Regions from separate parts of the Homo sapiens genome. Here region 2 is linked to region 1. Evidence: read pairs that join two places in POLR2A ChIA-PET (ENCODE). Cell type or tissue: IMR-90. All regions are shown on one strand.

The links. Peaks named below come from ENCODE experiments on the same cell type or tissue, not always from the same donor. Only the 100,000 strongest peaks of a DNase experiment are listed, where the experiment ranks them.
Region 2: POLR2A ChIA-PET joins it to region 1 with 10 read pairs; 2 of 35 experiments call an interaction of 5 or more read pairs at or near these places.

Annotation. Positions count from the first base shown.
Region 1 is chr9:7,171,476-7,173,975 of GRCh38, reverse strand. All of the region lies in intron 21 of KDM4C (lysine demethylase 4C), which reads right to left. Among named protein-coding and RNA genes, the nearest start is that of KDM4C, 410 kb to the right of the region's middle. In IMR-90, no CTCF peak of the experiment used is centred here; a DNase peak (open chromatin) is centred at 1,105.
Region 2 is chr9:6,837,966-6,840,465 of GRCh38, reverse strand. The region is part of intron 4 of KDM4C (lysine demethylase 4C); the gene reads right to left. Among named protein-coding and RNA genes, the nearest start is that of KDM4C, 81 kb to the right of the region's middle. In IMR-90, no CTCF peak of the experiment used is centred here; no DNase peak of the experiment used is centred here.

The DNA of each region.
Region 1 (2,500 bases):
GCTCAACTACGATGCCCTAAGGTTTGGCACTGGGCCTTCTCCTCTCCACTCCTGTTCCCTGGGCCTTTGTGCCCACACCCCTGGCTTCAGTGTCTGCAGGAGATGCTCACATCTGCTCCAGCTCAGGCCTGTAAGTGCATTTCCCCAGCAGGCATCACAAAGTCCCTGTCTCAGAGGCCCTTCAAATCAACCTGTCCTAAATTGAACTGAAAGCCTTCCTTCTTCATTGCTGTCCTTCCTACATTCCATAAAAGGCACCACCATGCCCATGCACCCAGTTACATTGGCCAGAAACCTAAAGGCACTGTAGACATTTCCCCACCGTGTCCAGGATTCCTCCTGCATGTACCTTGAAGCCCTTCAGCCTTTCTTCTTGATCCTTACCCTATGGGGCAGGCCCTCACCTCTGCAAAGCACTGCAATAAATGCTGTACCTCCAACCTATTTCCCACAGTACCACTGGAAGAAAGCTCTCTAAAAGCCCTCTTATTATAAGACTCTACATGATCATATGCCCTTGCTTGTAATTTTCCAGCAACCTACTGCCTTCAAGATGACATCCCCACTCCCCAGGCTAGACCTACATAACCTGGCCAGAAGCCTGCCCCGTGCTCTGCTCAGACGGCATCAGTTGCAGGGCCTGGTCATACTTGCCTGGCTCAGGGCCCCATGCTTCTCTGTCTTTGGACACACTGTTTCATTTCTGTGAAAGTTATTCTATTCTACTGTCTCTGCCCTCGGCAAGCTTAAGGGTCCTTCTTTGGGACTCCTGTGGCCCTGACACATCCACTCAGTAAGAGGAGGGCAGTGGTAGAGGTAAGGGGCAAGTAAGTTTCTCCCCATCAGGGGAACCCCATAAAGGTGAGGATATTAGGGACTGTGTACCCAATTTTACATGTGTTCCCCACAGCAAACAATGTGGCTAGTATTTGGCTGCTGTTCAGTAAGTGTTTGCTGAGTGAGGGCATGTGGCTTTTTCTGTGATAATCAGATAAAGCCTAAAGTCTATGGTAGGCACTATTTTTGCTTCCCAATTCCCTACTATCTTGCCTCCTAAAATGCACTGGCAGCTGTTTTCACTGAGGTGGATGACTTCTGATGACATCAACACACAGCACATTTCACTGTGCTGAGACTGCTTCCCCTGGCTGCTGGCAGAGGCAGAGGTGAAAGACACTTTAGGACTTGAAAACACACGGTCCATAGTAAAGAAGAGAAAAACAAGAAAACAGCCACAAGGAAGCCTGAAAACAAAAAATGTACCGAAGCGTAAAGCTGTTCATGTTTCCAGCCAGTTCATGGGACAGTTACTCAGGGTAACAGGCCACCTCCACGGCTTCCCCCACATACCACCTAGTTTCACTAGAGAAGAAAACTAAATCATTATGGGCTGGTTGGGTTCCCTCTGCCATTAGGAGAAAACACTTTTGTTTCATTCATTCTTGGCAAAATACTTCCTCTGAGTAATCTTTCACTTGTGTAAGTGCTAAAGTTATCAAAGAAGAAAATAAAACATCTATGAAAGTGTTGCCACTGTGCAGAAACAGCAAAAGTCGGCCTCTCAAATACAATAATAAAACCGATTTACCAGGAGCTCTAGCTAATTATGCACCGTTGCTATGGTTATTCTGTGAGACAATAAAAGGTAACGGGGCTGCTTCTGAAGTGAGTGGAAAAGAACCCCACACAATCACTGAGGTGGACTGCTGGCTCTTTTGAACAGTTTCTCCCCCAGTCAGCGTGTGTCTGGGTGAGCCGAAGTCATTAAAATACAAGGCCTCCTGACAAGGGCGGCTAACCTCCATCCTTAAAAAACAAAAAAGACTTTTCTAACCATAAAACATCTTCCATCAATGAGTTTTCCAATTAGATTTGTTTTGCCAACTGGAAAAAAAATAGTAATAATCATGGACAGACTAACCAAGGGTCTGAGGGCTATGTACCAACCCAGGGGAGAAACAGGCTGGCTACGACAAGACTGTGTATGTCTTTGATTCAATAAAGGTGGCCAACAGGACTTAGTGACCGTGAGCCTTTGTTCCCTAAGATATTTTCTACTTGGCTTAGCCGCTCAGAATAGCAGGCTGCATTCAGAGTGTATGGATGTGATTTACATATTTTCACTTTTTTTTTAATTAAAAATTTTTTCAGAGAATAAAAAAAAAATTGAATGTTGGTGAGCTTGTTCAGTGAAATAGACCTTAGAAAATCCAGGACCTGTGTTCCGAGACAGCCACAGGGGAAGGCATCCTGGTATCTGAGCGAAATCTACTGTGAAACAAAGAGATTGTGATCAGAGTATGAAAGCAATGAGCTTTCTTCTCATGTGATTAAGAAACAGTATTTGAAATCTACAAGACTCAGCTGGTAGGATGCTTAGTCATACATCGATTAGAAAATGAAAGACCCAAGAGACTTTGAGAGGCTACCTACTCCACTCCCCATCCTCTAAATCTCTAGGTGCTGAAAAAGGAAAAGAAAGGAGCGGGAGGAGCTGGGA
Region 2 (2,500 bases), 330 kb after region 1:
AAGATCCCACCACTGCACTCCAGCCTGGGCGACAGAGTGAGACTCTGTCTCAAAAAAAAGACAAAAAAAAGAAAAAGAGAAAATTAGAACAAAGGCCAGGTTCAGTGGCTCGTGCCTGTAATCCTAGCATTTCAGGAGGCCAAGGCAGGCAGATAGCTTGAGCCCAGGAGTTCAAGACTAGCCAGGACAACATAGCAAAACCCCATTTCTATAAAATACACAATAATTAGCTGGGCATGGTGGCACCCGCCTGTAGCCCTAGCTACTCAGGAGGCTGAGGTAGAAAGAGCACCTTAGCCTGGGAGGTCAAGGCTGCAGTGAGCCATGATTGTGGCACTGCACTCCAGCCTGGGTGACAGAGTGAGACCTGTCTCCAAAAAAAAAGAGGAAATTATAACAGAACAGTTAGTCTCCTCAACAGCAAATGTATCATCTGTCCAGTATATCATAGCTCTTTGTAAACAATCCCCTCATAAATACTGGAATTGGTCTCATTTTTATATTTCAGCATTGTGACATGGTGTTTCTCATTAACCCATTAATGTGAAGCTTTTTATTTTTTTGAGATGGAGTCTCACTCTGTCACCCAGGCTGCAGTGCAGTGACGCGATCTCTGCTCACTGCAACCTCCACCTCCCAGGTTCAAGCGATTCTCCTGACCTCAGTCTCCTGAGTAGCTGGGATTACAGGCACATGCCACCACACCCAGCTAATTTTTATTTGTTTTAGTAGAGACAGGGTTTCACCATGTTGGCCAGGCTGGTCTCCTGACCTCAAGTGATCCTCCTGCCTCGGCCTCCAAAAGTGCTGAGATTATAGGCACGAGCCACCATGCCCAGCCACATGTCTTAATTTTTAAGTGTAAAAACACTTTAAAATTTTAAGTAAAAAACACTCATTTTTAAGAATTTTAAAAAGACAAATTTGGCCAGGCGTGGTGGCTCACACCTGTAATCCCAGCATTTTGGGAGGCCGAGGCGGGAGGATTGCTTGAGTCTGAGACTTTAAAACCAGCCTGGGTAACACAGTGGGACCCTATCTCTACCAGAAAAAAAAAAAAAAAAAAAAACTGGCCAGGTGTGGTGGCAAGCGCCTGTAGTCCCAGCTACTAGGAAAGTTGACGTGGGGGAATGGTTTGAGCCCAGGAGGTCACGGCTGCAGGGAGCAATGATGGCGCTACTGCACTCTAGCCTGGGTAACCGAGTGAGACCCTGTGTCAAAGGGAAAACAACAGACAAATTTATGCCTTTCCTCATTTGACTTGTATCATCCCGTTTTAGGACTCTTATCCAAGCCCACATTAGAAGACTTTGTCTTTAAAGAAAAGACCATCCACCAAACTCCACTACTGTGCTGGCAACTTAAAGCTAGGCTAATGTAAAATACTGCCACAAATTCATACAGCTGGAACAAGCCCTTGAAGTTTCAAAGGTAACACGCATGGAGAAAAAATAACATAAAATTTGGTTAGTTCTTTAAAGATTTCAAAATTCAATCCATTTCACACCATAGTGTATAGTCTTTTCTCCATAAAAGAAAACAGTGCCTTCTAATAACTAAATTGAAAGTTCTGGTCTACACTTTAATATAGACTGAGGATTTCCCTGGATCTTTACACAATGAGAATAGATCCGTATGCAGTACATTTTGCTTATAGTTAATCATAATGTTTGACATGATAGCTTTTTTGCTGCTTCTTTCTAAAAATGTACTCCTTAAATCTTTATTTTAAAACAAAACTATTTTCCCTTTTGCATTTTTATACACCAAATACCTACGATTTTACAGCACTGCTTTCTGTTTTAGAATTCTCAACAACAACCATCATATAGCAAGTTTTGAAAGAAAAATAATTCTGCAGTGAAAGTGCCACATAAAAAGATAAAGGCAAATATGAGTACAAAAAGGACAGAGAAAAAATGGGGAAAACGTCCAGTCAAATAAAAGACTGCAGTGAGCTTGAGACTCCCACCTTGAGTCTAGACTACTGATAGTGTGAAGTTAATGGAGTTTCCTGGTTCCAGGCAGAAATAACTCCAATCCTCTTGGGAGAAAAGAATCATACATTTAGATCCAGAATTATTCCACAAATTAACATCAAGTCTACGCATACAAGCAAAGATCACTGTGCATACCGGGAAGAAAGCCAACACTGCAGAGAGATAGCGCAAATAATGAACAAATTGTTCAGACCAGCCCCTCAAGCAGGACCACTAATATTGAGTTGTCTTATTCTGTCGTCAAGGAATAAGAAATGTTTAAAGAAATAAAAGACGGAATTGCTAAGACAAGCAAAGAAAAATAAAATATTTGGAATGTCCAGTCCAACCTGAAGGAGAGGTGAACTCCTAGAAAAGAAATATATCATTATTAAACTAAAAACTCAGTGAAAGAGTTAAATAAGAGAAACAGTTAACCAGTATTAACAAGCAAAAAAAGTAGTTAACCAGAATATAATATTTAGGACATTAACATAGTACAGTACAGAAATACAATGAGA